Regions from separate parts of the Homo sapiens genome. Here regions 1, 2, 3 and 4 are each linked to region 5. The links are chromatin loops, found by intact Hi-C in ENCODE. Cell type or tissue: endothelial cell of umbilical vein. All regions are shown on one strand. Links, peaks and the distances in the headings refer to the core of each region. The heading gives the core; the rest is flanking DNA. Region 1 holds the start of TRL-TAA1-1 (tRNA-Leu (anticodon TAA) 1-1). Region 2 overlaps UTRN (utrophin). Region 3 overlaps UTRN (utrophin). Region 4 overlaps UTRN (utrophin). Region 5 overlaps UTRN (utrophin).

What was found. Peaks named below come from ENCODE experiments on the same cell type or tissue, not always from the same donor. Only the 100,000 strongest peaks of a DNase experiment are listed, where the experiment ranks them.
Region 1: it touches region 5 in a loop (8-fold over the local background); 13 of 110 quality-filtered maps call a loop at or near these places.
Region 2: it touches region 5 in a loop (5-fold over the local background); 4 of 110 quality-filtered maps call a loop at or near these places.
Region 3: it touches region 5 in a loop (4-fold over the local background); 2 of 110 quality-filtered maps call a loop at or near these places.
Region 4: it touches region 5 in a loop (6-fold over the local background); 12 of 110 quality-filtered maps call a loop at or near these places.

The regions. Positions count from the first base shown.
Region 1 is chr6:144,212,449-144,218,687 of GRCh38, reverse strand. It overlaps TRL-TAA1-1 (tRNA-Leu (anticodon TAA) 1-1), which reads right to left and starts at 2,141; the gene lies at 2,059-2,141. RefSeq lists silencers at 1,785-1,834, 2,046-2,510 and enhancers at 1,925-2,054, 2,385-2,674. In endothelial cell of umbilical vein, for the core only: a CTCF peak has its summit at 2,325; a DNase peak (open chromatin) is centred at 2,167; H3K4me3 peaks cover 1,454 bases; H3K27ac peaks cover 837 bases.
Region 2 is chr6:144,479,377-144,485,615 of GRCh38, reverse strand. It overlaps UTRN (utrophin), which reads right to left. Exons shown (of 75, transcript NM_007124.3): 26 at 5,634-5,804; 27 at 3,228-3,407; 28 at 97-231. Among named protein-coding and RNA genes, the nearest start is that of SNORA98, 77 kb to the right of the region's middle. In endothelial cell of umbilical vein, for the core only: a CTCF peak has its summit at 3,326 (motif pointing right); a DNase peak (open chromatin) is centred at 3,315.
Region 3 is chr6:144,431,988-144,438,226 of GRCh38, reverse strand. It overlaps UTRN (utrophin), which reads right to left. Exons shown (of 75, transcript NM_007124.3): 10 at 2,089-2,292; 11 at 481-662. Among named protein-coding and RNA genes, the nearest start is that of SNORA98, 29 kb to the right of the region's middle. RefSeq lists an enhancer at 4,105-4,607. In endothelial cell of umbilical vein, for the core only: no CTCF peak of the experiment used is centred there; a DNase peak (open chromatin) is centred at 3,456; H3K27ac peaks cover 1,104 bases.
Region 4 is chr6:144,412,967-144,419,205 of GRCh38, reverse strand. The region is part of intron 3 of UTRN (utrophin); the gene reads right to left. Among named protein-coding and RNA genes, the nearest start is that of SNORA98, 10 kb to the right of the region's middle. In endothelial cell of umbilical vein, for the core only: no CTCF peak of the experiment used is centred there; DNase peaks (open chromatin) are centred at 1,325, 3,175 and 3,895; H3K27ac peaks cover 2,192 bases.
Region 5 is chr6:144,346,684-144,352,922 of GRCh38, reverse strand. All of the region lies in intron 2 of UTRN (utrophin), which reads right to left. Among named protein-coding and RNA genes, the nearest start is that of SNORA98, 56 kb to the left of the region's middle. RefSeq lists an enhancer at 3,635-3,744. In endothelial cell of umbilical vein, for the core only: no CTCF peak of the experiment used is centred there; DNase peaks (open chromatin) are centred at 1,022, 3,022 and 5,802; H3K4me3 peaks cover 217 bases; H3K27ac peaks cover 5,000 bases.

The DNA.
Region 1 (6,239 bases), core at 422-5,421, 130 kb after region 5:
ATACTTCACAGGGCCCCCAGATGGCTCCCACGTGGCTTACCCCACCTGTATCTGTCTCCCTCTCCCTCTTGCCCCTCCCTCATCCCTGCTTCTCTTCTTTCACCTCTCAACTAAAGCTGGCTCTCTGAGGAAGAGTCAGGCCTTCCCAAACCACTCCTTTAGCACCTTGGGCATAATTCATATTTTTTCATTACAAATGTGGCTTATTAAAATCTCTGTCTCTTGCTATCTGAGCTCACTGAGACAGAGGCCGGGTTATTTATCTGCACATCCCAAGTATCTAATAGTGAGTGGCTCAGAGCCTGTTCTCAGTTGCTGGCAGGATGTTTATTTCCAAAATATGTAGACACTCTTTTTCTCTTTCCTTTTTGAACAATTCAATTCTAAAGCCATTACATGAGCTTAAGCAATGTATAGATCTGCACTGGGGAGGCAGGAATTCAGGGAGTTACAAACATGGACAGGGAGACAAAATAGAACAAAGTCTATAGTGTTGGATCAGAATTGGAGGTATATATAAACTCCTTGATATACATAAAGATATATGAATAAATATAGATATATATTTATATAGATATACAAATAGATAAATATGCACACACACACACTCCTTAATTCTGTCTACCCAGAGGGCCTGGAAGTAGCAACACCTCAAAAGCAATGAGCACACCTAGCACTGAGACCTTGGTTTCTAGATACCATTCTCCACTAAAAGGAACCAAGGATCTTTAGAAAATGGCTGATTCTAGTACTGGGTCAGGAAAGCACAAGGTAAATCTGGACCATCTTGGAGTAGGAAGTAAGGAAGTGCTAAAGAATAATGCAGACAGGTCAAAAGTCAGCTTGAATGGGCTGTCACTGGCCCAATCTGAGACACTCTGAGCATCAAAATGAATGAATGGATTGTAACCATTAATTAAAATAGGGCACCATGGATACATACGTACATAACTTATAATTCCATAAATAATTGAATAAAATGAAAATTTGATAAGGCACCGGATATTACACAGCTTCAAAGCACTTCCCTCTAAAACAGGTACTAATCACAAAGGGAAAACAGTAACTTTACAGAGGAGAAGCCTGGCAGAGAAGCAGGCCACACGGAAATCATGCGACCTGAGAGGCTGCCGTGAGAACACTGCATGGCTTCTGTGGAAGTCCTGCTAAATAAACAGAGCCTGGATCTCATCAGGAGGAAACACCAGAAAACCTAGACTGACAAAGGGACATTCTACAAACCGGCTGGCTTGTCAGCAGAAGTGTCAAGATCATGAAAGTCAGCAGAGGCTGAGGAGCTGATCCACACGGAAGAAGCCGAAGGAGACAGGACAAGTAAATGCAACGCATCATTCTGAAGAGGAGCCTTTTGCTATAAAGAACATTCTTGCGACAACTGGTGACCGATTGCGCACCGAGGATTAGATGGTATTAAATCATCAATGTTAATTTCCTGATTTTAATAGTAGTACTTGGGCATCCACTAGGTATTTTACTTTTAAATGATTCAAGAGAGGAAAAAAAGTTATTTGCAGTGTACTTGCAACTTTTAAAAATTCTTAGATGGCTCTCATTAAACAAACAATTTTAAAGGGAGAAGAAGAAAAAAAAAACTTGACCACGCTGTATTTAAAAATTCTAAGCCGAACCCAAGTTGGAGTGCATTTTACATCTAGGATGATACAGTCTCCGCCTTCTAGGAGTTAATAGAAGAGTTGTGTGCACAAAATTAACATTGGCGGGGGAAAAAAAAGGGAGAGAGAGAGAAAGGGAAAAAAAAGAGAGATGCATTTTTCACTTTTTTGCAGAGGCAGTTTTAAAAATACCCTCCAGGTCACAGCCCTCCCCCTCCCGGCCGCCTCCCGCCCCGCAGCTGGGGAAGTGAGCAGAGCTCTGAGGGCCGCCGCCTGCGCGGTCTCTTGGTGGGAAGCAGGACTTTGCGTGTGAGCGTTGCGCTTCTCCCAGCCAGAAGTCGGAATTCTAATGTCCAAGGCGTGGTGTGTTCAGTGAGATTCGTATTTTTAAAAAATAAAATGATTTAAGAGAAAAACCTAAAGCTACCAGGAGTGGGGTTCGAACCCACGCGGACATATGTCCATTGGATCTTAAGTCCAACGCCTTAACCACTCGGCCATCCTGGTGCAGACGTTGAACCTTGTTTTTGCTCCGCTTACAAGGCATCCTCTACCTCCTCCTGCCCGCACCCTCCCTCCAGAACGCAGAGAGTTTTCGCCGCCACTGTCTCGGCTCTCTCAGCCCGGGCTGGGGCGGCCGCCACGCCGGTACCTCGGTTTCTCGCCGCCGCGGCTCACTGTTGCCCCCGGCCCGCTGCGGCAGTGAAGACAACTGCAGCGGAGCGGCGCGCTCTCGGTTGGGGTGGAGGCCGCGGCAGCGGCGCTCGCGGGCCTTTGGCTGGGGCGAGACTCCAGGCCCTCCAGTTGCGCTTTCAGTTTCGAGGTGCGCGGGCGCCGCAAACACACACCAGCAAACTTCTGGGTTCCTGGGAGCGCGTTCTGGAGGCGCCTGGTTGGTGGTGCAGGGACGCGGCCCACAGGGCGGCGTTTAGTTTGTGTTGTTCTAAGCAGAGTAGGTTTCAAGGAATGAGGTGCACGGGCAGCAGCAGAGTTCCTGGACCCCTGCCCCTAGGGGCCGCTTTTCTTCTTCGCACGTGCCACAAGTCACACGGGAGGGAGGCTTTGTAGAAATGCGCGTGTCGGCTGTGCCACGCCACATGCAGGGGAGCGTGGCAAAGTCGCCCTTCCTGGTGGCTGAAGGCACCATCGCCACTGCACAGTCTTGGATGCAGCGCAGTGGCCTCCTCTTTGCCCCCGCTACCCTACGATGCAATGAGATATTTCTGTTCCCCTTCCTTGTTTTGCAATGCTGTCCTTCCTTTCTGTGCACATGAGATTCAGTTTGTCCTGTTATCCCTTTTCCCAGGACTTCCACTCCATTCCCCACTACCCAGGACCTCATATCTACCACAGAACCCAGAGCCCAGGCTCTGTGTTGTGGAGTGGTAGGGGCCTGTGGCTGAGCTGGGATCTGGCAGCCACACGACTGTCCGGCCACGCCCTTGTTCATATGGTGCAGGCAGAGACTTCTTCATCAAGAACTTCTATCAGCCTGGAGACTGCACACACTAACCTCACTGTGCAAGACCTCACCAATGGCTCTCCTACTGGGTCACATTGTAAGAACTGTCTTGCCTCTTCCTGGAACTCCTGTGATCCCTGGGAACACGGGCTGTCACGAGCCTGCTGCCCTGGTTCTTGGAGTTTCCGCCAACTCTTAGAGAACTGCCCCTGCGAGAGGGCCTCAGGATAGTAACCGGGAGAATCACCCCCTTTACACTTTGCCACACAGCATTGTAAGCTGTCAGAGGCCTGCTCCTGTGTCCTGACCTCAACAGCACCCCTCCTTCTAAGCGCCAGGCCCGGCCCTCCGAAGTACACGACAGGAGCTCAGGCAAGAGCAGTTCCTCGGGCCTTGCCCTGCGGTGCTGAGAGAAGAAAGGGAACTTAGACTCTGCCAGGGTCAAGAGGCAGCCACGTGGTGATGACATGGGGTCACCAGAGTGCCACCTGCCACCTGCCACCCGCCATCTCCATTGTATGGCGCCAAATTGTCAGAGGCCACAGTCTTGATAAAAATGGCTTTCAAGGCACTGAAATGATAATAATAACACGGATTGAGAACATGTCACTATGTGACAAGCATTGCTCTAAGCTCTTTACATATATCTTCTCATTTAATTTTCAGCTGAGCGTCGTGTTGCGTTCCTGTAGTCCCAGCTACTCGGGAGGCTGAGGCCAGGGGATTGCTTGAGCTTGGGAGTTCAAGGCTGTGTCTGTCATAATTGTGCCTGTAAATAGCCACCACTGCACTCCAGCCTGGGCAACATAGTGAGATTCCATTTCTAAAATAAATGAATAAAAATTTCTCAACAACCCTGTAAAGTAGGTGTGTGAGGGACACATTCACACCACAGTACTATTTGAATGATATTTTTGTTAACCCCAGACTCAGCTTCCAACAAGCCCCTAGTATAAGACAGTTTGGAGTAACACAGCTGCATCGTAGGGTATCCCTTAGAAATGCACCTTCTGAAGCCTCAAAATTGTATTAAAATTTTCTGGCTGCTGTTTAAGGATGGGCCTGGTACAAGTTAGTTTATCGTTGGTCATCTTTGGAAAAATACAACCTGCCACACAGCAAAACTATACCAGTATCTCCCATTACTAATGTTTTTCTTCCAATGTGATTTTGACACCCCTCCCATTAATAGATGGAATGTGGGGGGAGGGGGAGGTTTGTGTTCTCATTCATTGAATCTGGAAAGGGGCTTGTGTCTATGGAGGAGTGATACTATGTGACTTCTGAGGCTAGGTCATAAAAGTTGCTGTACCTGTACTTCACTTTGTTTTTTTGAGATACTTGATCTTGGAACTGAGCCACCATGCTGTGAGGAAGCCCAAGTAGCCACATGTAGTTGTTTCAGGTGACTGCCCTCAAACAACAGGCAGTATTAACTGCTATAAATATGACTGCGTGAGCCTTCAGATGATTCCAGCCCCTAGCCATCAAGTGACTCCTCCCCCACAGCCACTGATTCCTTCTAGTTAATTGCCCCATATTATTATGTATGCAGCGTAGACAGTTTGTCCCCATAGTATCCTTTTCCAATTCCTGATTCACAAAATCTGTGGAAATAATAAAATAGCTATTATTTGTTCCACTGTTTGTTTGTTCGTTTGTTTAAGTGAAGCAATTGATAATGAAAATTCTGAGAATGATAAACTGGGAGTGCGGTGATGAGGCACTAGGAGCACTGGAAGAGACAGGCAATCTGAGAATAAAGCCGGCACGGGGGGAAGCAGAACCCCAAGATGGAGAGAGTCCAAGGTCTGATTCCATCATTGGAGACATTTACTCCATCCTTCCTAGAAACTGGATTCAGGGCCATGCTGCCATCTTCCAAATCTACATCGTACATGGAAGTGTCTGTGTGGAAGAACAGAAGTTCCATCCCTGGATGCTTGCTGCAAGGGTGGATAGGAAAGAAAGTTCTGGCTTCTGCCTCAGGAAGCAGTCTTGAAAATGGAAGAAATTCCCCAAACATAGGAAAAGTTGCCAAACTTGCTGGCAACTACAAGGCATGACAAATACCCACTTGAGTGTTGGAACAAAATGTGAAAAGCACTGTGCCATGGCATTTGTTATAACTGACAATATTAGAGAGTAAATGTCAATATTAGGACAGATTTTGTAACGTTGAAATGGCTTCACGTTCAAGAAACTGCATTTAACGTACTTCTTACAGGGAAATGTTCCACGCTATTTAAACTAGTTTTCAGTGTGTATATGTGCTTAGTTAAGCCATGATATTCTTCATACATTCTGCGATAGTTTTAAAAATATGTCCATAAATGCTTTCATACTTCTGTCTTCAACAGGGGAAGACTACCTTTCCTCCCCTTGAGTGCGGGCTGAATCTAGTGACTCCTTTCTAATGGACAGAATAAAATGAAAGTGGTCTGCAAACTTGGAGATCAAATCATCAACAGGCACTGCTGCTACCACTGTGGTTGTCCTGTCTTGGATCATTCACTCTGGAGGATGCCAGCTGTGATGTCCCACATGGAGGCTCTGAACGGAAGCCTCTAGTAACCACCACAAGGACCTGAGGTCTCACATGAGTGAGCTTGGAAATGAATCTTCCACCTCAGTCAAGCCTTCTGATGACTGTAACAAGAGGCAGCAACTTGACTGCAACCTCAGGAGAGACCCTGAGCCAGAACTACCCAGCTAAGCCCTGATTTCATGACCCTCAGAAACCAAGTGAGATAATGAATATTTGTTGCTTTAGGCTGCTAAATGTTGTGCTATTTTTTACACAGCTATGAGCACTAATACGTTAATATTAATATTCTATTAATACTATAATACACTAATTCTAATACTAATACTATAGCACTAATACTAGGCAAAGTTAGTTTCTCTAGCACTGATGATGTGCTCACAGCATGTATTTTGTTTCTTTACATCTATTTTATTTTATTTTATTATTTTCAGAGTTGTTTATATATATTTTATTTATTTATTTAGAGACAGAGTCTTTCTGTGTGGCCCAGGCTGGACTGCAGTGGCATGATCTCAGCTCACTGCAACCTCTGCCTCTGAGGTTCAAGCGATTCTCCTGCCTCAACCTCCTGAATAGCTGAGACTACAGGTGTGCA
Region 2 (6,239 bases), core at 493-5,492, 130 kb before region 5:
TGCATTTGCCTGCGTAAAGCATTACATTCCTCATTGTAATACACGTGTGGCCTCATCACAGCAAAGAGAAATGCCGTGGAGATCACGGGTTCCAACCTCCAGGGCTTCGTTGACAGCATCCGTCTTCTCAGGCAGGACCTCTGTGCTCTTCATCCGCTCTTCCAAAGTGTTTAACCAGGTAGTTTCAAGATCCAAATAGTGAAGCAGTTCAATCCAACAAGACCAGACCTCCTAAAGCATGAAAAATTTTAAATTAGACAAAAAGCCATTTCACACATCGTATCTCTAGTACTACACATTCTCTTTAATCGCTAATAATTTCATTTGGATGTGAGTATACCTAGGAATTCAGAACTGATGGAGTTGAAACTTCAAAAAAATAAAATAAAATCGGCCAGGCGTGGTGGCTCACGCCTGTAATCCCAGCACTTTGGGAGGCTGAAGCAGGCAGATCATGAGGTCAGGAGATTAAGACCATCCTGGCTAACACGGTGAAACCCTGTCTCTACTAAAAATATATATATATATATAAAAATATTAGCCGGGTGTGGTGGCGGATGCCTGTAGTCCCAGCTACTCTGGAGGAGGCAGGAGAATGGCGTGAACCCGGGAGGCGGAGGTTGCGGTGAGCTGAGATTGCACCACTGCATTCCAGCCTGGGCAACAGAGCAAGACTCCATCTCAAATAAAATAAAATAAAATAATCAACAAAATCATATGAGACCAGTTGGTGAAGGGTGGGGAGCAAAGAGTGGGCAAGAGGCTGCCTCACTCTTTAAAATAAATTCCATGATCTGATTTAAATGTCAAAAATAGAACTATATAATTAGTAAGAAAAACAGGAGAGAAACATTATTTAGTTTGTTTTTTAAAGACCAAGTGCGGTGGTTCACACCTGTAATCTCAGCATTTTGGGAGGCCAAGGCAGGTGGATCACATGAGGTCAGGAGTTCAAGACCAGCCTGGCCAACATGGTGAAACCCCATCTCTACTAAAAATACAAAAACTAGCTGGGCATGGTGGCAGGCACCTGTAATCCCAGCTACTCGGGAGGCTGAGGCAGGAGAATCACTTGAACCTGGGAGGCAGAGGTTACAGTAAGCCCAGGCCACGCCACTGCCCTCCAGCCTGGGTAACAAGAGTGAAACTCCATCTCAAAAAAAAAAAAAAAAAAAAAAAAAAAGTTTGGTTTTTGAACAAAATGAAAAAATTGCTCCCAATTGTAAATTTTTAAAAAATAATTTCATAGAAAATTGAAATCTCCTGGGCCCCACCCAATTCCAACTTGGAGCTAACTGATGTAAAAGTTTGCAATGTAGCCTTCCCAACTTTTTTCTAAATTCATGAGGACATGTCAATATAAGAGAGCCACATTTTACCAAAACTGGAGTTATACTGTTCTTACTGTGTTGGTTTTGATCACTCATTCCCCTCTGAGGTTTCCAGAGCAGGGACCCAGGGGTTGTGTAGTGGGTGGAAACATTTATAAATTTATAATCCCTTATTATAAGAGGAACTTATTTGAGTGGTAAGTTTAGGAGAAAGAACTCAGCTGGATGCCTCCTGGGCTTGTCGTCTTGAATGTACTGAATGAGTGGAGGCATCTTCTGGTTTACATAAATGAGTGAAGGCACCTGCCGGTCCACTCTCCATATGAAGTATGCTTACCAGATCAAGGAGCAGTACATTTTTCTACAAAGGGCCAGCCAGTAAATATTTTAGGTTTTGGGAGGACACATTTGCTTCCTATCACAGATTCTTCTTGGAGGGGGGTATGTGTTGTACAACCCTTGAGAAATGTATAAACTATTCTCAGTTAACCAGGTATCCAAAACCAAACTACAAGTTAGATTTAAACCCTCAGCCAGTCCGGGTGCAGTGGCTAATGCCTTTAATCCCAGGACTTTGGTAGGCCAAGGCAGGAGGATGGCTTGAGCCCAAGAGTTCCAGACCAACTTGGGCAACATAGCAAGACCCCCATCTCTACAAAAAAAATTTAAAAATAATTAGCCAGGTGTGGCATTGCAAGGCTGGAGTCATAGCTACTCAGGAAGCGGGGGCAGGAAGGTCACTTGAGCCCAGGAGTTTGAGGTTACAGTGAGCTGTGATCATACCACTGCACTCCAGCATAGGTGACAGAGCAAGACCCTGTCTCAAACAAAACAAAACAAAATCCTCAGCCATAATTTTCCAGCCACTGAATTAGAATAAAAGAAAAGAGGTTCTAGTCCCCCAATTTCCACAAGCAAAAAGCAGACCAAAAATCTGCTCAGATGCAAGCACAACCTCTTTTCTTATGGGAAAGAAAAAATGACTCAAAGAAGACCACTTCCAAGAAGCAGACAGATCCCAAATCAAGTAGCTTTCTTACTAACTTGCCTCAATGATATATATTTATCTTAGCACAAAATTGGTTTAGAACAAGAAACGAATGAATTTACAAATGAATGAATGATCAAAGTAATGAATGAATTTAGGTTAAATATTGCAGTTGCCATTTTTTACCATTTCAAGATTTGCCACAATACAAATATTTGTTTTACGTCAAATTGAATGTAAATTAAATTGTTGTAAATTGAAAGCCTTCTTAAATCTTCCAACAAGCAATAACAAAAGTCATACTACTATAAAAACAAACAAGCAAAACCTCACTCTTAGTTTAAAAAAATTTCATAGACTCATCTACATTTTACGTGTAATGGCCAGGGAGAAAAAAAAAAGGTATTTTATCTAAGACCCAGTAAAACTGTCACATATTTAAGTTCTATTTTTCCTTCAGGTGACTCTTGAACTTTAGACACCACTCAAAAGAAAATAATTCCTCTCTATGTACTCAACCAGGCAAAACAAAACAAAAGAGAGGCTTGAAATGTGCTCTGCAATTTTTGGACTGGAATAGGCCCTACAGATCATCTGTTACATGAAAACCTGGATTGCACCTATAAAAAAAGTAAAGTTTGAATATACAAAATGACTTGCCCAAGAACCTTCTGATAATTAGGGACAGATTTTGGTCTCCTGTTTTTAACCCCTCTTTCATTTTTATCAAACTATTTCCCAAGAACTATTTTTTCTTTATAATCCAGAATTTGAAAGAAAAGAGAAGTTTTCTCCAAGATTTGAAAATGGCCAAAACATTACAGAGTTTGGATCTCAGAAATACATCACTGAAAATAATAATAATAATAATAATAATAATAATAACAACAATAATAATAATAGCATACCTCTAGCGTGTGGCACTTTCCTCGAATTCTATTACAAAGAAGTTGGTAATTCTCCAGCACAACATTCAGCTCAGACGTCAACTCCTGGCCACCAGAGGGCACCTTGGCAGCTAATAACTTGATGTTGTCCTTGAGAATCTTCACTCTCACCTCCTTCTGCAACACATCCTCTTTTGCCCTCTGTTCCAAGAAAGGATGGATGAACTTGAAAAACGTCTCCCTTTCTCAGTAACCAATTTCTTTTCTTTCTTTTTTTTTCAAGAATTAAACCAAAGTTAAAACATCTGGATGATTCTAACTGCCAAAATAGAACATTATTTAGGTAACAGTGAATGGTTCTTTGTGGGGTTTTGTTTTTGTTTTTGTTTTTGAGATAGAGTCTTGTTCACTACAACCTCTGCCTCCCAGTTCAAGAAATTCTCCTGCCTCAGCCTCCCGAGAAGCTGTGATTACAGGCACCCACCACTATGCCTACCTAATTTTCATATTTTTTAGTCGAGATGAGGCTTCGCCATGTTGGCGGGGCTGGTCTCAAACTCCTGACCTGAGGTGATCCACCCACCTTGGCCTCCCAAAGTGCTGGGATTAGAGGCGTGAGCCACTGCACCCAGCCCAGTTGAGCGTTTTTGAAATAAGAATGCTAACTCTGAAATTTCACTCATGCATCCAATGTACTCAGCTCCCACAAATGTTTTCATTTCATAACAGCAGTGTTAACGTAAGTTATCCAAAGTATGTTTACTGACATGAAGTATTTTCAAAGTCTGGGTCCAAGATCAGAATTTAAGTGAGTGAATTTTCATTATCACTGGAGGGCTGAGCAGATTACACTGTGATAAATATATTTTCACAAAAATTGAGGTACACTATGGTAGAAGTATCTTTAAAAGTTCTCTAAATAATTTAAGCTTTTTAAAAAATTATAGAACATAGGCACATGTATCCTTCTGCTAATTAATAGCATTTCAATGATAAAGTTAGACTGAGATGATCTGATCCAGAAATAGCTGTTTCTCAGTGCTAAGATAAACAATCTGACATTCAGGAAAATCAACCTATCAGGTTGGTGCAAAAGTAATTGCAGTTTATGCCATTACTTTTAATGGCAATAAATACAAATAAAACAGTCTTTCACTTTCCCCTTTACTTTTCTCTACTACTTAATGGTTTTGAACTTCCTTAGATTGGGGGAAAGTAATTAAGTGTAGTGGTTTTGTAAGTCCTAATGGCTGTTTGAAAGAATAAAAATAAATAAAATGTTGCCCAATCAAATATTTAAATATCATTTTTCTCAAATCTCATCTATAGCAACTTTTAAAATCCACAGAACTACAATGCCAATAGTGTAAAGAAAGACAATAAATGAGACAATTCTTAACATGGTAGCCTATTTTAAAATACCTTATGTACTGAGTATTTTTAAATCTTTCAAAAAGAGCTACACTAAAAAAGATGTTTTAGTGAAAAAACAACTTCCAACAAGTCTCCTGTCATATTTACTTTGATTCATGTATAATAATGTATGAATGTCATATAATCCCTTTTTTGAAAAAAATCACAGATTTTTGCTTTAGTTACACTTCTAGGTAAGTTAACTTTGAGGTAAAACATTAGTCACTGTGTTGCTTAAGCTTACAGGAAAAAAAAGCTTTGAAAACACCATCTCCTTTGGCTTGAACATTCAAGGACAGTTGAAGCTGTGTTAGAAATTTGGGAATGATGCCCAGTTCTTTTATTATATATAAAAAGAGAGTGTTCAAGACTATCGACAGAGGAGTACAAGTTTACAGGAAATGTATCCAGTGGATCCAACTAATATGAACTCCCCGATGCATTCCTACCGCTATTCCTACCTGCTCTAATGAAACGTCAGTGTTCATATGTGCCGTATGTATTAACTGGAAGATTAGTAACAGGAAAATAAGAATAAACCTCAGACAACTTGGGAGGTCTCTTTTGTTCCCCTTACAAAAAATAACTCTTTGTGAAAATGTTTGGAAATAGTGATGAATGCAATTAATGCCACTGGATTGTGCACTTAAAAATTAAGCTGACCAATGTTATATGTATTTACCCCAATTAAAAAAAAATGATCATTCTTCCTCATGCCCACTACCAGAGGTTTTTAAGTCATTCTCTGTAGCCTCCCAAAGGTCTAACTTAAGAGCTTGTCTCATGGGCCCTCATGGACTCAACTCATGGGCCAAGCCAAATATGTGGACTCCTGGCTTTCTTCCCCTGCTAAAATTAGAGCAGCTACCCTGTTATGTTTTTTTAATTCAAAAACCTACTGTGAAAGATGCTACATGCACATAGTGTTTGACAGATAGACAGATGATTGATGTGCTGGTTTTAAAGGGAGGAGGGAGGCATGAAGCCTGTTGGCACTGGTCGTCCCCGCCTCACCTTCATCTCTTCCACAGCACTCTCAAGCTCTTCTGGTGACTTGTACTCAAAATCCCGCTCCAAATATTCTTCCTCGGCCTGGGTCATCCATTCCTGCATCTCTGCCAAGTCTTTCTTCAGGTTCGCAGCTTTTTCTTGACTTTCAGACAACCTACTTTTTTGAGTAGCGATCTACAAAGGAAAAGCCATTCCCCCAAATAAACAAATGTTAATGTGTTCAATGTCAAGTTTTAGCTCTTAATATTTAAAGGCACAGTAATAACTTTCCACAACGAATTGCATGCTTTAAAATTCAGATAAAATCTCATACATCTCATGCTAACGCTGTGGAATATAAGCAGTAATGAAAATAATCTTAAGACTGGGATTCCACACCACATTTGGATAATACTCTTATCTCGAAATAGCTATTATAATTTTGACAATGCATAACTGTTGACTGTAATCCCAGATGTAGGAATCTAATCTATAACAGTAAAAGCACATATATGAAGTAAATTTAATGTAGCACTACTTATAATGGAAAAAAGAAAAAAGAAAGCAAAAACAAAAAATCTAGAAGCCAGTCAGTCTTGGTGGCTCACACCTGTAATCCCAGCACTTTGG
Region 3 (6,239 bases), core at 673-5,672, 86 kb before region 5:
TGGCTGAATCTCAGCTCACTGCAATCTCTGTCTCCTGAGTTCAAGCGATCCTCATACCTCAACCTCCCAAGTAGCTAGGATTACAGGCATGGCCCACCATGCCCAGCTAATTTTTGTATTTTTAGTAGAGACGGAGTTTCGCCATGTCGCCCAGGCTGGTCTCAAACTCCTGGCCTCAAGTGATCCATCCGCGTTGGCCTCCCAAGTGCTGGGATTACAGGCATGAGCCACCATGCCTATCCTCTTTTTCCTTTTTGTTAAATTCTGTATTCCAACTTTTATCTTTTGGTGTGGCTAACACATCAAAGGGGAAACAAAGATCATGCAGAATTCCAGCAATATTACCCGTAGAAAAGAGTCTTACTTTTCCAAGGCAAGTTCTGTAATCATCTCGCTTTCACAGACATGCAGACATCTACTAGAGCTCAACTGTGCAAAGCAGCCTGTGGAATTAAGTGCATTTCTTGGCTTTCCACTCACCGGGACTGTCTGTCCATACTCTCCACCCTAAGAGCCTCCCATCTAGCATTCAGCAGGGTCATCTGTTCCTGAATCTCAAATTCTTCTTCGTCTGACAGAGTTCCTTGTGTTATCAGTTGGTTGCCTGCCTGCAGGACGCTGCCCACACTGCTCTGGTGTGCAGTCAGTTCCATCATAAAAGCCTAGAAAGGGACATTGTTATAATTTGTGAGCTACTCAGTGCAAAAAAAAAAAAGGAAGACTGAACAAATTGCTAATGCCTAACCTAAATGTCAGTGATGCAGAAAAAGGTAGCCTAGTAGAGCGCAAATAAAATAGACATTGACCACATTTTTTAATCTCTGAAAATAGGAATAAACACCTGCCATAAGTTAAAAGAGAAATAGCTCAAAGCAAGCAATGATGCATCTGATAATACCAGCTATTTTAAAGTAAATGCTGACTATGCTACTCATAGATCATGAACATGGAATTCTAAATAAATAAAATAAAAGGCTGGGTGTGGTGGCTCACACCTATAATCCCAGCATTTTGGGAGGCTGAGGCAGGTGGATCACCTAGGCCAGGAGTTCAAGACCAGCCTGGACAACAAGGTGAAACCCCGTCTCTAACTAAAAACACAAAAAATTAGCCGGGCGTGGTGGCACATGTTTGCAGTCCCAGCTACTTGGGAGGCTGATGCAGGAGAATCACTTGAAGCCAGGAGGTAGAAGTTGCAGTGAGCCAAGATTGTGCCACTGCACTCCAGCCTGGGTGACAGAGTAAGACTCTGTTAAAAAAAAAAAAATTATAAATATATATATATACACACACATATACATATACATATATAATATATAAATAGATTATATATAAAAATATTTATATATTTTATTTATATATATTTATTTATATATTTTATTTATATATAAAATAAAATATATATTTATTTTTATTTATATATATTTATATATAAATATATATTTATTTATTATATATATAAATATATATATAAAATAAAATACCATACTCACCCAAGAGGAACTGTTTAAGAGATATTACCACTTATATTATTTTCTATCCAAAACAACAAATAAGATCTGTCAATTCACATAACTATACAAAAGAAAAATTTAACCAAAAGAAATCTCCATATAGTGAAATTCACTATGCTGCAATATAGTATGTCCTCAAAGGAGCAGGAAACTTTTATGATATGAAAAAATACAGGAACCCTGGGTATGACATTTGCTTAATCATGCAATTAAAAAGAATAATCATTTCCTAGGGAACACTCAAATCTTAAAGATTTGGTGTATTGGTTCACTCGTTTGCTTTTGAAATATAACAATGCACTTCAGAACTGAGCAGTACTATGCAATGATTTTCATCAGTGGCTCTCCAAAACACACAAGGAGACTAAAATCTAAAATCTAATTCTGAGGCACAGTTTAATCACCCATACCAATTTTGTGACAAAGCACTATTTAAATATCACAGTTCCTGAAATAAACCATTGACCTTTCCAAAGAACAGAATTCAGTAGATAACAAATAGGAGAGTAGAGTCCCTGATTAAGGCTCAGGTCCCGTGGGGGACACACCCTGCTAAGAAACTACAGATATTTACTTCATGGGTTGCAAACTGGTCTTTGACTTCTTCAACATCATCAGAAATATCATCCTGCTCCTGGAAAGTGTCCTCAGCAGAAAGCAACCAGGTCAGCACTTCCTCCAACGCAATCTGATAGCTGTCCAGATCCATGTCAACCTCAGTGACAGTGCTGGGAGTTTCAGCTCGGGGACTCTCATGCTCCTCCTCAGGCGCTGTACTCTGTAAAAACAAAGCCAAGAAAAACCCACACTAATCATCAAAGCAAGAGGTGTTCAGCAAACTCACACTGTATGGCGAACCCAAAGTACCCACCACTCTGTCTTAGGCACTAATCCAATTCTCAGGAGCCAAATGGGCACTGCCATGAATGAGTTAGAAGCATTGAGTAAGTGCACTAGGGTAGCAAAGAGTATAAAAGCAGCATGCACTCATGAATTCTGTACTCAAGGAGATTCTAATATAGTTAGGGACAGAGAACCCACATGAATCACTTCTGAACAGAAATTGAAGAACAGCTATTAGAAAAGTAAATGCCATGGTCCCAACAAGGCATGATATTTGAGTTCAACAAAGGCTAAAACAGGAAAGTTTCGTAGAGGAGCTGGAACGTGTTAGGCCTTTTCTGTAATTTAAAGAAAAAGAAAGGTGAGAATTCTGCCTTGACCCTTAGGTAAATTGCTTTTGCTGAACTGCATTTTAGCATTGCATTTTAGACACTAAAAGACAGCCACACAGGCTGCTGTACTGATTGTATTTTTCTTAGGCAGTTGCCCTCTGGTTTATCTGATGGCCTTTTAGGGCTCATGGAATAAATTTCTATCAACCTCTTTCTAAATAACTGAGTATTTCCATATATACTTTAAGAGCTTATAACCAAATTGACTCTCCCTAGTTCTTTTGTTCCCTTTCAGAGCAAGATTTCTTGAAGACTTGCCTACATTCTGTCTCTACTTTATCAACTCTCATGCATGATTTTTAAGTACAATATTTCAAATGTACAGAAACGTATAGAGAACAATACAAAAAATGCTCAAGTATTTAACAGCTATGGTTTGTTAACATTCCCTTTAACTTCAACTTGCTATTTGCCCCATGACTCAACTGAAAAGGCTTTTACCAATGTCATCAATAACCTTCCCATTGCCAAACGGACCTTTCTAGCATCATCTTCAGGGTGACCATATAATTAACCAACAAACTAGAGTATTTTTGATGATAACTGTGCTCAAACAACAAATCCAAACCAGAACTGTCCCAAGTAAGCCCGGAGAGCTGGCCACCCACGTTCCTTGCTTCAGACCTTGGTAGCACTCCTCAAGGCTGAGCAACTTGAGCTTTCAGAAGCTTGTTTCCCTGCTTCTGTGACACTGCCCTGGTTTCCTGCTGGTTCAACAGCAGCTGCTGACTCATAAGTAATGAATCTCCTCAAAATTAAGTTCTAGGCTCTTTTTTCTCCCCACTGTATACTGTGTCTGAGTAATCTCATCTACTCCTATTGGATTTAAAGAACATCTAGAACCACCTAGGAGTCTGGATTCCAAACTCTCATATCCCACTATTTTCACATCTCTACTTCAGCGCCTCCTAGGCATATTAAACCATGTCCATATTCAAAACCTTTACTTTCTTCCAAAGCTTGTTCCTCCTCAGACTTCTCCAACTCAGTAGATGGCTCCTCCCTGCAACTAGGTACTCCAGCTACAAACCTGGGAGCCAGCCCCAGCTTCTCTCTCCTTCATCTTCCACATTTAATACATAAGTAATTCTGACCTTCCTTCAAAACTTCGCTCCCTCTCCCTCCCCCTCCCCCTCCCCTCTTTCCACGGTCTCCCTCTGATGCCGAGCCGAAGCTGGACTGTACTGCTGCCATCTCGGCTCACTGCAACCTCCCTGCCTGATTCTCCTGCCTCAGCCTGCCGAGTGCCTGCAATTGCAGGTGCGCGCCACCACGCCTGACTGGTTTTCGTATTTTTTTGGTGGAGACGGGGTTTCGCTGTGTTGGCCGGGCTGGTCTCCAGCTCCTGACCGCGAGTGATCCGCCAGCCTCGGCCTCCCGAGGTGCCGGGATTGCAGACGGAGTCTAGTTCACTCAGCGCTCAATGGTGCCCAGGCTGGAGTGCAGTGGCGTGATCTCGGCTCGCTACAACCTCCACATCCCAGCCGCCTGCCTTGGCCTCCCAAAGTGCCGAGACTGCAGCCTCTGCCCGGCTGCCACCCCGTCTGGGAAGTGAGGAGCGTCTCTGCCTGGCCGCCCATCGTCTGGGATGTGAGGAGCCCCTCTGCCTGGCTGCCCAGTCTGGAAAGTGAGGAGCGTCTCTGCCCGGCCGCCATCCCATCTAGGAAGTGAGGAGCACCTCTTCCCGGCCGCCATCCCATCTAGGAAGTGAGGAGCATCTCTGCCCGACTGCCCATCTTCTGAGATGTGGGGAGCGCCTCTGCCCCGCCACCCCATCTGGGATGTGAGGAGTGCCTCTGCCCGGCCGCGACCCCGTCTGGGAGGTGAGGAGCGTCTCTGCCCGGCCGCCCCGTCTGAGAAGTGAGGAGACCCTCTGCCTGGCAACCGCCCCATCTGAGAAGGGAGGAGCCCCTCCGCCCGGCAGCCGCCCCATCTGAGAAGTGAGGAGCCCCTCTGCCCGGCAGCCACCCCGTCTGGGAAGTGAGGAGACCCTCTGCCTGGCAACCGCCCCGTCTGAGAAGTGAGGAGCCCCTCCGCCCGGCAGCCACCCCGTCTGGGAAGTGAGGAGCGTCTCCGCCCGGCAGCCACCCCGTCCGGGAGGGAGGTGGGGGTCAGCCCCCGCCAGGCCAGCCGCCCCGTCCGGGAGGGAGGTGGGGGGTTCAGCCCCCCACCCGGCCAGCCGCCCCGTCCGGGAGGTGAGGGGCGCCTCTGCCTGGCCGCCCCTACTGGGAAGTGAGGAGCCCCTCTGCCCGGCCACCACCCCGTCTGGGAGGTGTACCCAACAGCTCATTGAGAACGGGCCATGATGACAATGGCGGTTTTGTGGAATAGAAAGGGGGGAAAGGTGGGGAAAAGATTGAGAAATCGGATGGTTGCCGTGTCTGTGTAGAAAGAAGGAGACATGGGAGACTTTTCATTTTGTTCTGTACTAAGAAAAATTCTTCTGCCTTGGGATCCTGTTGATCTGTGACCTTGCCCCCAACCCTGTGCTCTCTGAAACATGTGCTGTGTCCACTCAGGGTTAAATGGATTAAGGGCGGTGCAAGATGTGCTTTGTTAAACAGATGCTAGAAGGCAGCATGCTCGTTAAGAGTCATCACCACTCCCTAATCTCAAGGACCCAGGGACACAAACACTGCGGAAGGCCGCAGGGTCCTCTGCCTAGGAAAACCAGAGACCTTTGTTCACTTGTTTATCTGCTGACCTTCCCTCCACTATTGTCCTGTGACCCTGCCAAATCCCCCTCTGCGAGAAACACCCAAGAATGATCAATAAAAAATATATATTAAAAAAAAAAAAGACTTATCTCAAATCCATCCAGACCTTTCCATTTCCACAACCACACACATCCATCTTCTGAACTGGAATACCTGCTAACAAGTGTCTTTACTTTCCTGTTTTCCCCCACCCAACACTCTCACCTTCACAATCCACAGTCCATTTCTCACACAGCAGCCAGAATGATCTTTCAAAAATGTAATGCCATCATAAGACGTACCTGCTGAAAACCTTTCACTGGCTTTCCCAATGCTCTTAAGATACAATTTAAAATTCTTAACACAGTTTACAAAAATACTGTGATAGTAAGAAACCAAGATAGAGTGACAGAAAGAGAGAGAGAGACAGAGAGTTGTATTTTGATAGATTAATCAGAAAAGACTTCTCTGAAAAGGCTCCATTTAAACTGAGGAAAAATGTGCAGGCTGCCATATAATGGTGGGTGCAGAAGCATTTAACAGAGGGGAACCTGCATGAACAAGAGTCTTGGGGGAAAAGTCCACTCTAACTGCAGGGCAGAGTAGCAGAGGTAGGCCACAGCTTGTAAACTATAGGAGAAAATGAAGTCTTTAAATAGCATTAGGAGATATACCTAATGCTAAAGGACGAGTTAATGGGTGCAGCACACCACCCGTGGCACATGTATACATATGTAACAAACCTTCATGTTGTGCACATGTACCCTAAAACTTAAAGTATAATACTAAAAAAA
Region 4 (6,239 bases), core at 544-5,543, 67 kb before region 5:
TTCCCCTTGAGGGGAAAGTCCCCTGAGGACTTGCTACCCACTGTCAGTAAAAGCAATGGGCAGAAGTGGCCTTCGTCACCTGCCTACGTCTAATCCCCCTCCCCCACCCAACCAGAAGTACAATTCTGCAAAATAGCCAACAAATAACCGAATTCACTTTCAGGTCTTAGGCATAGCAAAAATATATTATATAGGTAAAGCGCATGGGAGAAACAAATGGGGTTATATAGGCATAGAAAGGATCTTAGAAAATACTGATGATGGCAAGGGCAGCTAATATAACACCTGGGCAGCCTGAAACCCTTCTCAAATCCACTCTCCACTTTCCAAAAAATAGTATAATATAAAACAACTGGCTGGGCACGGTGGCTCATGTCTGTAATCTCAGCACTTTGGGAGGCCGAGGCGAGAGGATCACTTGAGCAGGAATTCGAGACCAGCCTGGCCAATGTGGCAAAACCCCATCTCTACTAAAAATACAAAAATTGGCTGGGTGTGGTGGTGCACACCTGTAATCCCAGCTACTTGGGAGACTGAGGCAGGAAAATTGCTTGAACCCAGAGGAGATGGAGACTGCATGCCACTGCACTACAACCTAGGCAACACAGCAAGACTCTGTCTCAAAAAAACAAACAAACAAACAAACAACAACAACAAAAACAGCATTATATAAAAGAAATACAGGCCTGGCACGATGGCTCACGCCTGTAATCCCAGCACTTTAGGAGGCCGAGGCGGGCGGACCACGAGGTCAGGAGATCGAGACCATCCTGGCTAACACAGTGAAATCCCGTCTCTACTAAAAATACAAAAAAAAAAAAAAAATTAGCCGGGCGTGGTGGCGGGCGCCTGTAGTCCCAGCTACTCGGGAGGCTGAGGCAGGAGAATGGCATGAACCTGGGAGGCAGAGCTTGCAGTGAGCCAAGATCACGCCACTGCACTCCAGCCTGGGTGACAGAGCGAGACTCCATCTCAAAAAAAAAAAAAGAAATATAAATATTTATTCATATTATAAATAATTATGGATGTCCATTAATGACCTCATCTGTAAACAAGAAGCCTCTTATTGGCCATAGAATTTTGGGCAAGTTACTTGGCCTTTCTGCATCTATTTGTTTACCTGTTAAACTAAGATGACAGATGTTCATTAAATGGTTGATGTGACTATATCACAAGCATAACTTTAGTGTTTTCTATTGGCAGAAAAGTGTAATAAAATATCAACAATATCTGAAAGGACTGAGACAACAACTAAGCACTTCTTCATCTCAAGCAGGAAGGCAAAAGCAGGCCCTGAACATGAGAACATGGTAGTGTCAATTCACAGAGAAAGATCTCACAAGTCTCAGGTTTCATTAATATGTCATATGATGACCTGCAGGAACATATCTCATTCAAAAACAATTAACTACCTTTTGTTGTAAAGTGAAAGCAGCCATAGAGAATACATAAACAAATAAACCAATTGGAATGACTATCTTCCAATGAAACTTTATTTATAGACACTAAAATTTGAATTTCACATAATTCCCACATGTCACAAAATATTACTCTTCTTTTGATTTTTTTGCAACCACCTAAAGCTGTAAAAACCATTCTCAGCTCATAGGCCATACGGAAACAGGCAGTAGAAATATGAAATGTTCTTAGACATAATGATAGCAAGCATTTACTATGTATCATATGTTCTAAGAGACTTATAAAGATTTAGTTGTATTATTTAGATGTATTATTTATTTCCTTATAATAGTATTTCGAGAAAAACAGCATCATCTTCTTCATTCTACAGGCGAAGAAACTGATGTGGAGGTGACTTAACAAATGAGAGGCAGAACCAGGATCTGATACCACAAAATCTGGCTCTAAATCTATGTTTTCAACATCTGTGCTATACTGCTACTAAAATTATGAAGACACAGGACTAGGACAGATAGGGAAGAAAATATTTCATCACTGGACTGGGATATGTAGGGAAAAAAATATTTAATCACTGGAGTGGGTGGGATATATTTAGTGGCCCCCCAAAGAGAGCAACAAGATATATACTACATTTTGATGAATTCAAAATGCAGACTATTTTTTTTTCTAGTACACCACTTTAAAGCGTGTCTGGTGCTTTGGTATCACAAGCTGTAAACTTGGGATCCACTCTGTGAAACAGCTTGGAAATGTCAGAAGTCATCTATGAATAAAAATAAAAACTGATTCATCCTGACAGTTAACCTCTTATTTCAATTTTGAAATCTTTGCAAAGACTCATTTGCAGAGACTTCTCTGACAAAGAGAATACAGTTGAATAATGCATTTGGACAAATATTTAGTGAATACCTCCTTTGTGCTTGGCCCTGCAGAAATGCCAAGTTCAGGTCATTCTCCTTATTCTCAAGAGAGTTTCCATAGTTTTCCAATAAATACAAAATGGTATAAATGAACAGTCTTGAACTTGAAGGGTATATAAGCCTTGGGTCACATTTAACTTTAAAAAAAGTAAACAACCACATGACACAACTCTAGATGACAGATACTACAGCCCTGGCGTGGCCAGCTTTGGCTGTCCCCAAGTCTCATCTCCCTCTACCATCACCATTTTGACAAGTGAGACCAGCACTCATGCTTGCGGCTGGGACACTACTGCTGCTGGATTTTAAAATGTTAGAGCACAAAGGCGAACGGTCAGCACAATGCAAGGGGAGAAGCCAGGGGGGTCTAGCGGGGAGCAAGGGCTGCAAACAACTGCAGTGATGACACATGTGAGGGAAGCAAACCTGATGAGCCCCAGGCACATCTGGAGAATCAGCTGGCTCTGCAGGCTCAAGTGGCAGCTCCTGCTCAGTTCTAGCTAAGGGTGGCCATATGGGAATTCAGGTTCACTGTGGGCAGAACTTCTCATTTTTAAAAAGAAGGTGGAAATCTGAATTTATATGTATAACCTCCTGGTAACTGTAATTTCCTAAAACACTGTGCTAAACAAATAGATCTTGTCTACAGGCACACCAGGTCATAGGGTGACCGATGAGCAATTTCTGCATAGAGCATGACCACATATAGGTGAAATATAGGATTAATCAAAGAGGAATGCCTTAAGGAACTGGTCAACTCTGGAGAAAGGCCACACACAAATATGCACACACCCACACACACACACACACACATACACACACACACATCCACGGACTACAGAATATGATTAATTGCAAATACATCACATATCAAGAAATAATGACTCTTGCTCAGGCCAAAAACAAAGGAGTCATTCCTGATTCATTTCCTTTCACTTCTTCTCCACCTCTAACCTACCCACCAGCCCTGTCCTTCCACTTCCAAAAACACATCCCAAACATGACCACTTCTTACCATGGTCATTGTGTCAACTCTAGCCCAAACCGCCATTATCTATTGCCTGAACTCCAGCTCCAGCCAACTGATCTCTTTGCTTCTACGTAAGAGCCAGAATAATTCCAATTTTAATGTGCAGACCACATTGTGTCAATTTCCCTGATTTACCCTAATGGGCATCCATTACAGGCAAATCCAATCCAAACTCCAAATAAAAATCTTGTGAGATCTGGTCCCACCCTCTCTCTGATCTGATACTGTATTATTCTTACCCTACTTCAATACTCTCAAAGCACAATTATTAATATTTCTACCACAGATCATGTTTTTCAGCAATAGTAGTAGTAATAGAAAAAAATCTACAAAAAATTGAATAAGAAAGTAAGATTTAGAAAGTGCAGTTTGGATTTCTTAAAAGAGTGAAATTCTAATTCTTTGTATCAATAACAAATCAGATGCAGAATTGGGCCTTGGATTTTCCAGTAGAGAGATAGATCAGTGCCTACTTTCTGTCATACAGTATGCGAAAATCAAGGCTGGTGAAAGCAGCTCTTGACTTCACGGCACTCAGATTCCAAATACAGTCATGAGTCACTTAAGGACAGGGATACATTCAGAGAAATGCATCCTTAGGTGATTTCATCATTGTGCAAACATCATAGAGTATATTTACACAAACCGAGATGGAATAGCCTACAATATACCTAGGCTAGATGGTATAGCATATCACTCCTAGGCTACAAACCTATAGAGCATGCTACTGTACTGAATAATGCAGGCAACTGTAACACATGGTAAGTATTTATGTATCTAAACACAGAAAAGGTACAGTCAAAATATGATATAAAAGATTTTAGGCTGGATACAGTGGCTCATGCCTGTAATCCCAGCACTTTGGGAGGCCAAGGCGGGTGGATCACCTGAGGTTGGGAGTTGGAGACCATCCTGGCTAACGTGGTGAAACCCATCTCTCCTAAAACATAAAAATTAGCTGGTTGTGGTGGTGCACACTTGTAATCCCAGCTACGCAGGAGGCTGAGGCAGGAGAATCGCTTGAACCTGGGAGGCGGAGGTTGCAGTGAACCAAGACTGCGCCACTGCACTCCAGCCTGGGCAACAGAGAGATACGCTGTCTCAAACGAAAAAAAAAAAAAAGATATAGTACACCTGTATAGGACACTTAACATGAATGGTGCGTACAGGACTAGAAATTGCTCTGGGTGAGTGGTAAATGAATGTGAAGGCCTAGGACATTACTGTATACTACTGTTGACCTTATAAACACTGTACACTTAGGCTACACTAAATTTATTTTTAAAATATTTTTCTTTCTTCAATAATAAACCTTAGATTACTTTATAAATTTTTCAATTTCTTTAATTTTTTGACTTTTATAATAACAGCTTAAAACACAAACACATCACACATCTGTGCAAGAATATTCTGTTTCATTTTGTCCTTATTCTACAAGGCTTTTTCAATTTTTAAAACTGTATTTTTTTAGTTTTCAAACTTTTTTGTCAAAAACTAAGACACAAACATACACATTAGCCTAGGCCTACACAGGGTGAGGATCAATAATATCACTGTCTTCCACCTCCAGATCTTGTCCCACTGGAAGGTCTTCAGGGGCAATAACATACATGGAGCTGTCATCTCCTATGATACCGATGCCTTCTTCTGGGACACCTCCTGAAGGAACTGCCTGAGGCTGTTTTGTAGTTAACTTTTTTTTTTTTTAATGAGTAGGAGTACCCTCTAAAATAATGGACCAGACACAGTGGCTCACACCTGCAATCCCAGCACTTTGGGAGGCCAAGGCGGGCAGATCATGAGATCAGGAGTTCGAGACCAGCCTGCCAATATGGTGAAATCCCGTCTCTACTAAAAATACAAAAATTAGCCAGTCGTGGTGGCACATGCCTGTAATCCCAGCTACTCAGGAAGCTGAGGCAGAAGAATCGCTTGAACAGGGGAGGTAGAGGTTGCAGTGAGCCATAATTGTATCTCTGCACTTCAGCCTGGGCAACAGAGCAAGACTCCATATCAAAATAAATAAATTAATTAAATAATGATAAATTTATAATAAATACATAAGCCAGTAACACAGTTGTTGGTTATCACTACCAAGTATTATGTACTGTACATAAGTGTATGTGCTAGACATTTCTACAACTGAAAGCACAGTAGGTTTGTTTACAACAGCATCACCACAAATACCTGATGACACAGTTTGGCTGTGTCCCCACCCAACTCTCGAATTGTAGCTCCTATAATTCCCACGTGTCATGGGAGGTGCCCAGTGGGAGATAAGTGAATCATGGGGGTGGGTCTTTCCTGTGCTGTTCTCATGATAGTGAACAAGTCTCATGAGATCTTATGGTTAGTTCCCTGCACATGCTCTCTCTCTTGCCTGACGCCATGCAAGACGTGACTTTGCTCCTCCTTTGCTTCTCACCATGGCCTCCCAGCCATGTGGAACTGTGGGTCAATTAAACCTCTTTCCTTTATAAATTACCCAGTCTGGAGTATGTCTTTAGTAGCAGCATAAGAACAGACTAATACACTCGAGTAAATGGCATTGTGCTATGCCCTTATAACAGTTACAGCATCACTAAGCTATGGGAATTTTTCAGCTTCATTATCATCTTCTGGGACCACGATCATATATGTGGTCCATCAATGAGTAAAACATCCTTATGTGACACATGACTGTAGATTTAAACAAAAAACAGTACTAACATAATATGGCAAACACGTTAAGGTGAATTTGCAAATCTAGCTTGGTGCTGCCAAAATTGTACAAAGAAACAGATACAGCAGGGAGACAGAATCTGTCCTATGACTTACCTAAACCCATTATCAGCAATCAAGTTATAACTGCATATAATAAAAACAGTTGG
Region 5 (6,239 bases), core at 887-5,886:
GATGAGAAAATTTAGAAAACTACTGGAAAATCAATGCTGACAGTCTTCCTAACACAAACCCAATATGATAAAAATGATTCATTATAAAACACCAGGCAAATATTATTTACTGAATAACTTCCCAAATTATGGGAAATAAATGTCAATACTTTATTTCAGTAATCAAGACATAGATTTACCTTGAACGACCTTTTATTTTTATTTAGATTTGATTACTCAGAAATGTTGCAGCGTAAGGCCTAGTAACAAATTCAGCAAATATACAGAATGCAATCTCAAGGACTTTTTAAAAGAATAGTGCACACTTCACTTAGTCACCAAATAAATTTTCATCATAAAACATAAGATTCTCCTTGCAACAGCAGGAGAAATGCATAGGAGGGAGGCAGACAGATATGACATGTCCCGTGGGACATGAAAAGGGAAATGAGAACTATTGCCTCAACCAACTTGCAAAATGTCCATAACCTCCCTCTTTAAATACCATCACTATGAAATTTTTAATGCATATAAGCAAAGTGAGAATTTAATAATTATTTTAAAGAATTCACATGGGCAAAGGTAAAATATAATAATTCATTTCAAGGTGTTTATTTCTCCTCTATCCCCAAAAGTCCCTTAAACCACATTCGTACACACACAAAAAAGATTCTACTTTTCCTGCTATAACACTCGTTACTCAGAGTTAGATAATAAATACTGATTAACAATCAGTGGGTCTCAGAGTATTGGCAGATGCTAGATTGCATGGGTGGGTTAGAGTTACCTCAGTAGAAAGTGAATTTGCTAGGGGAATAAATTTCTTCTGTCAAACACAGTCTAGGAGCTACTAACACCAGAAAGAGAGTAATGGCCAATGAGTCCAAGGAGAAGCTAAAGGCACAGAATCCAGAAGTCAACAAGAAAATAGGCCAGGGCAGAAGCCAAGTGACTAACTCTGGCAGCAGGTTCCCAGCAAGAGACTGGCTGAGCCAGGAGAAAAGTAGCAGTGTCGGTGTGATAGGAGTTGCTTCTCAGAGTGCCAAGTGGATCGCTATCTGATGAGGTATTTCTACTGGCGATATGTGCAAGTGACCTGGAAGAATCTGTGCAAGGTGCCTATCTTACAAGTGCCACACAGCCCAGCCTTTCAGAGTATTTGGATCAGCGGCATTCAACTGAAATCTATCACGTTTCCAGACTACTATGACAGTTCACCTCTATTTGGAGAAATAACCTCTCTGCAGACTAAATAAAGCTTTTTATATAAGGCATCAAAGGCAAAGAGCACAGAATCATAGGGGAGGCGGCTGCGTGCCCTTTTCCTTTGCTTGCCTGCTTGCTTGCAAGCAATGAAAACCTTTCTGAACAAATGATAGCAAACTTTGAAAACAGCAAAACATCTGGGGCATCTTGCCACAAAGATATCCTCCACACAACTGCAGGCCATTTGCTGTCCTGTATAGCTCTCTATTTCCTGCCATTTACTGGATCTGTGGTTAAATGAACCCAACATAGAATTACAGCTTCAATGCTTTGATGTGAAAAATCACTAACGAATCTAAATTGAAGGACGAGGACACACTGGTAAATTTTCAATATGATGGTGCATACGGGGCCTCATTTAAACTAATGTCTTATCTTCACTTAGCATCTAAATGTATTTTTTCCTGTACTGACTTGAAATACTCTAACACAAACAGACACCATTTATTATAATCCTTCTTGCAATCTGTCAAGTTATGTTCAAAAAATTTTACAAAGATGTACCTTTAAAGACTGACAACAGCCCCAAAACAGGAGGCAGAATAGTTAGGGCTTAATTTTAAGCCTAACTCCACAGCATCTTTCTGCTAACTCCATGTTCCATAAAATATATAAAAAATGGTTTTTTTCATAAATAAATCTGGGACTTACCATCCATATGGAAATAATTTATCAGTATACGAAAATGTAATAAAATAGTGTATCTAAATAACTACTAGTCTCAGCACAGTTTGGGATGATGACGTCTTCCATATCAGCCAAAAAAAGAAAGAAAATACTATAGAATCTAAGTCCAAAGACTCAAACCTCTGTCCTAGATATCTGAAAATAATATCTATCTTTTAAGGTAGCAGTTAACCATTTTAGAACTCAAAAGAAATTCAAATAAGTCCTCCCAAATCTGCCATTTTGTAGGAATTTCCCTTGGAATCATTAAGAGTATAAAAGTCAGGGATCCAAGCAACAAAAGAAAATGAGCAATGCATGAAAAGCCAAATCACTGACGAATTTGTCCAAAGAGCCAATAAACATATGCAGAGAAGTTCAGTTCCACAAAAAAAGAAATGCAAGTTCAAACAACTATAGACTACATTTCATCTCTCTACATGTCATCTGTTGTAGATGACGATTTAACAGTAAAAGCATATTTGCCCCAGCAATTGCCCAAGTAAGCGAAGATACATGTACACAGGTAGTTTTTAATAATGTTTTAAGTGGGATGCCACTAAATCAGGATGGTTTCAATTTTGGTTCAAAAAAGAAAAGCCATGCTCACCCATAGAGGCATACATTTTTACATTCATAGAAAACAAGGGTAGCAGAAGAAACGAAACTATTAACAATGGTTTTGGAGAGAGGAAGGAAATGACAGTTTTCTACTTTGTAGAATTTTCATTTTGCATTACATTTTTTTTTTTTTTAGAAAACAGTCTGATTACTTAAGATATTTTAAAGGACATTTGAACTATATTACTAAAAATTAAATTTGGAGTCAAAAACGTATTTAAATGCTCCTTTTCCTTGAGAGCAACTCCACACAGAGGGCCACAGGAATTCCTGCCCAGCTCACAATCTAAGTTTCAATACTCTGCAGCTCAGACAGAAAGTTTGGCCTGTGTTCCTTTAGTCCTAGACTAAAATTTCACTTTAGCACAATGGTAGAACCTGGCTATGAGTCATCTTCCTCTGCAAAACAATGAAAGGTCTAGTTCAGTGGGAAAAAACGACTTCAGTTGCCAGTTCATTGAACTGTTCAAATTAAGGTCAAAATACTGGAGCAGGAGCGAGGGAGTCGCTGTGTCCAGATCCTATCTAACCCCACACCAGTCCCCTGAATGGCCCTCCAACCAAGTCTTGAATTTGCAAACGGTTAGAATAGGAAGCACCTGGTGCCCTCTAAGTAGGGGTCAGAGAACGCAAGTGAAAACATGAAACAGATCCAAATCCAGTTTCATGAGCATGCCTTTCAAGTAATGCCAAGGAAAAATATATCAAAAACATGATGGAGTGCACAGCTTCAGCTTAAATATATTTCAAGTACCATGATGAATATAATGTTTGATTTCCTACCCTAGACTCTACCTAAAAGAGCCCATTATCAACAGACTAGGTTTTTATAATTTTTACAGAATTTATTATTCCATTTATTTACCTGGAACTATTACTATAGCTTGCAAAGAACTTTAAAATGTGTAACATCATGAATCCTGACCACACTCTCCCGGGGCATCCTCCCTGGTTGGGAGATCCTGTGATCCTCCTGGTTGGGAGTCCCCTTCTCAGAGGTTCAGTGACTTACCCTGACGATGGCAGGGGTAATGGAAACCCAGATCTTGAGGGCCAAGTCTCATCCCTTAAAGAACTGCTCAGGGCCAGGCGCCGTGGCTCATGCCTGTAATCCCAGCACTTTGGGAGGCTGAGGCGGGCGGATCACGAGGTCAGGAGATCCAGACCATCCTGGCTAACACGGGGAAACCCCGTCTCTACTAAAAATACAAAAAATTAGCCGGGCGTGATGGCGGGCGCCTGTAGTCCCAGCTACTCGGAAGGCTGAGGCAGGAGAATGGCGTGAACCCGGGAGGAGGAGCTTGCAGTGAGCCGAGATCCCATCACGCGCTCCAGCCTGGGCGACAGAGCGAGACTCCGTCTCAAAACAAAAAAAAAAGAACTGCTCAGTACCATGTTAATCCCATTTCTCATTTTCTCCACCCAAGATTCTTTTCTTTTGTTTTTGTTTTTTTTTGAGATGGAGTTTCGCTCTTGTTGCCCAGGCTAGAGTGCAATGGCGCAACCTCTGCTCACCACAACCTCTGCCTCCTAGGTTCAAGCAATTCTCCTGCCTCAGCCTCCCTAGTAGCTGGGTTTACAGGCATGCGCCACTAGGCCCGGCTCATTTTGTATTTTTAATAGAGACAGGGTTTCTCCATGTTGGTCAGGCTGGTCTTGAACTCCCGACTTCAGGTGATCTGCCCGCCTCGGCCTCCCAAAGTGCTGGGATTACAGGCATGAGCCACCGCACCGGCCGATTCTTTTCTTTCACATGTCGCTCTTTCTACTCTTTTTCTCCCAACTTAACAATTCTCATTCTCTCACCTCTGTAAGTTATAGTTACCTGGTCTTCCTAACCACCTACTCATTTTCTCTATAATTATTAAGATCTGCAAAAAATTCACGAGTCCTAAGATATCTTCCCAGACAAATCTCACTGCCCTGTGATCACTCCAAATTCTGTGTTCCTTTATTTGGATATAGTCAACTGGTGGGTCTGGCAATCCCTAACATATGACAAAGATGACAACGTTCCTTCCTTTCAGCCACCAGCAAACCTAGCATTCACTTCACACACCATCCTTTCCAGGTCCTAACCTCCACGGGGGAAGAATCAAATCACCTTCATTTTTATATCCCCATACCTCCCCAGAGCTGGGCGTGTGCTAGGTACCTAGCAAATGCTGACTGAATAGATGAGTGTGGTCGTCAACCTCCTGGAGTTCCAACACAAAAGACTTGAGCTCCTTTAAGAGTGAGTCACGGCTGGGCATGGTGGCTCAGGCCTGTAATCCCAGCATTTTGGGAGGCCAAGAGGGAGGATCACTCGAGCTCAGGAGTTCAAGACCAGCCTGGGCAACATAGTGAGATCCCATCTCTACAGAAAAACTATTAAAAATTAGCCAGGTATGGGAGCACATACCTATAGTCCCAGCTACTCAGGAGACTGAGGTGGGAGGATCACTTGAGCCTGGGAGGTCAAGGCTACAGTGAGCTAAGACTGTGTCACTGCACTCCAGGCTGGGCAACACAGCGAGACTTAGTCTCAAAAAAAAAAACAAAAAAAAAAAACAAAGAATAAGCCACAGTTCAGGAGATTCTCCCAGGAGTGTCCCCATCTGGCCTCACATCCACATTCACACACACACACTCAGCCCCTGATGAAATTCTCTTTCCCAAAGTTCTCAACCTGCCTTGCCTCATAAGGACACCACTGCCCTGGAGCCTTGTCTCTTCTGAGAGGTCTGTTCAGCATTCCCCCAGATCAGCCACCTGTTCCCCTGTGACCTTTTCCTGGAGTGTCTTCCAAGATGACAGCCACTGTTCAGCCTAACATAGCACACTCTCCTACATCAGCAAAGACCATAACTAAGCCTCTGTCCAATCTTCTTCCAACTTCCTGTTACTCAAAGGAACTAATTCATTCATTCATTCCACAAGCAGCTACTGAGCCTCTTCTGCACATCAGGCACACATTCAGGTGCTAGGAGGCAGCAGTAACAAAGCTGCCTCTACTCCCTCCCATGGAGCTTTCAGTCTAGTGGGGGACGAATACATTCCCCTGTACCCTCCACATTGGACACCCTTGGCTGGCTTTTGACAAGCTACAGAGCAGGGCCTCAGTCCAATCAAGTCACGATCTCTGACTGTGGGGCACAAGCATGTTGGTGATTCTAATGGGGGACCCAAGTAGTGAATCTTTTAACCCTTCCATCTAAAAAGGAAACAGCTGACATAGAGTCCTGTCAGCAGGCAAGAAAGCAGGAAGGATGGCAAAACGAGCAGGGCTCCCAGGAGTGGTTTCCTGAGCAGTGGCAATTTCCAGACATGAGTCATCTGGGCCTTCATAGATGCCTAAATGGCCAGTCCCGCCTCCAAATTATTCATTTCACATTTTCAAGCTTGTTTTGAAACTTTGGTTTATCTCAGTTATATTATTGTTAGCATCTAGTGAAAATGATGATACAGCTGGATAAAGATAGAGATCGATAGATAGATAGATGATAGATAGATAGATAGATAGATAGATAGATGATACATAGATAGACAGAGAGATAGTGATAGAGATAGAGATCTATTTTTTTTTTAAACAGAGTCTCGCCCTGATGCCCGGGCTGAAGTGCAGTGGCGCAATCTCAGCTCACTGCAACCCCCGCCTCCCGGGTTCAAGCGATTCTCTTGCCTCAGCCTCCCAAGTAGCTGGGATTTCAGGCACCCACCACCAC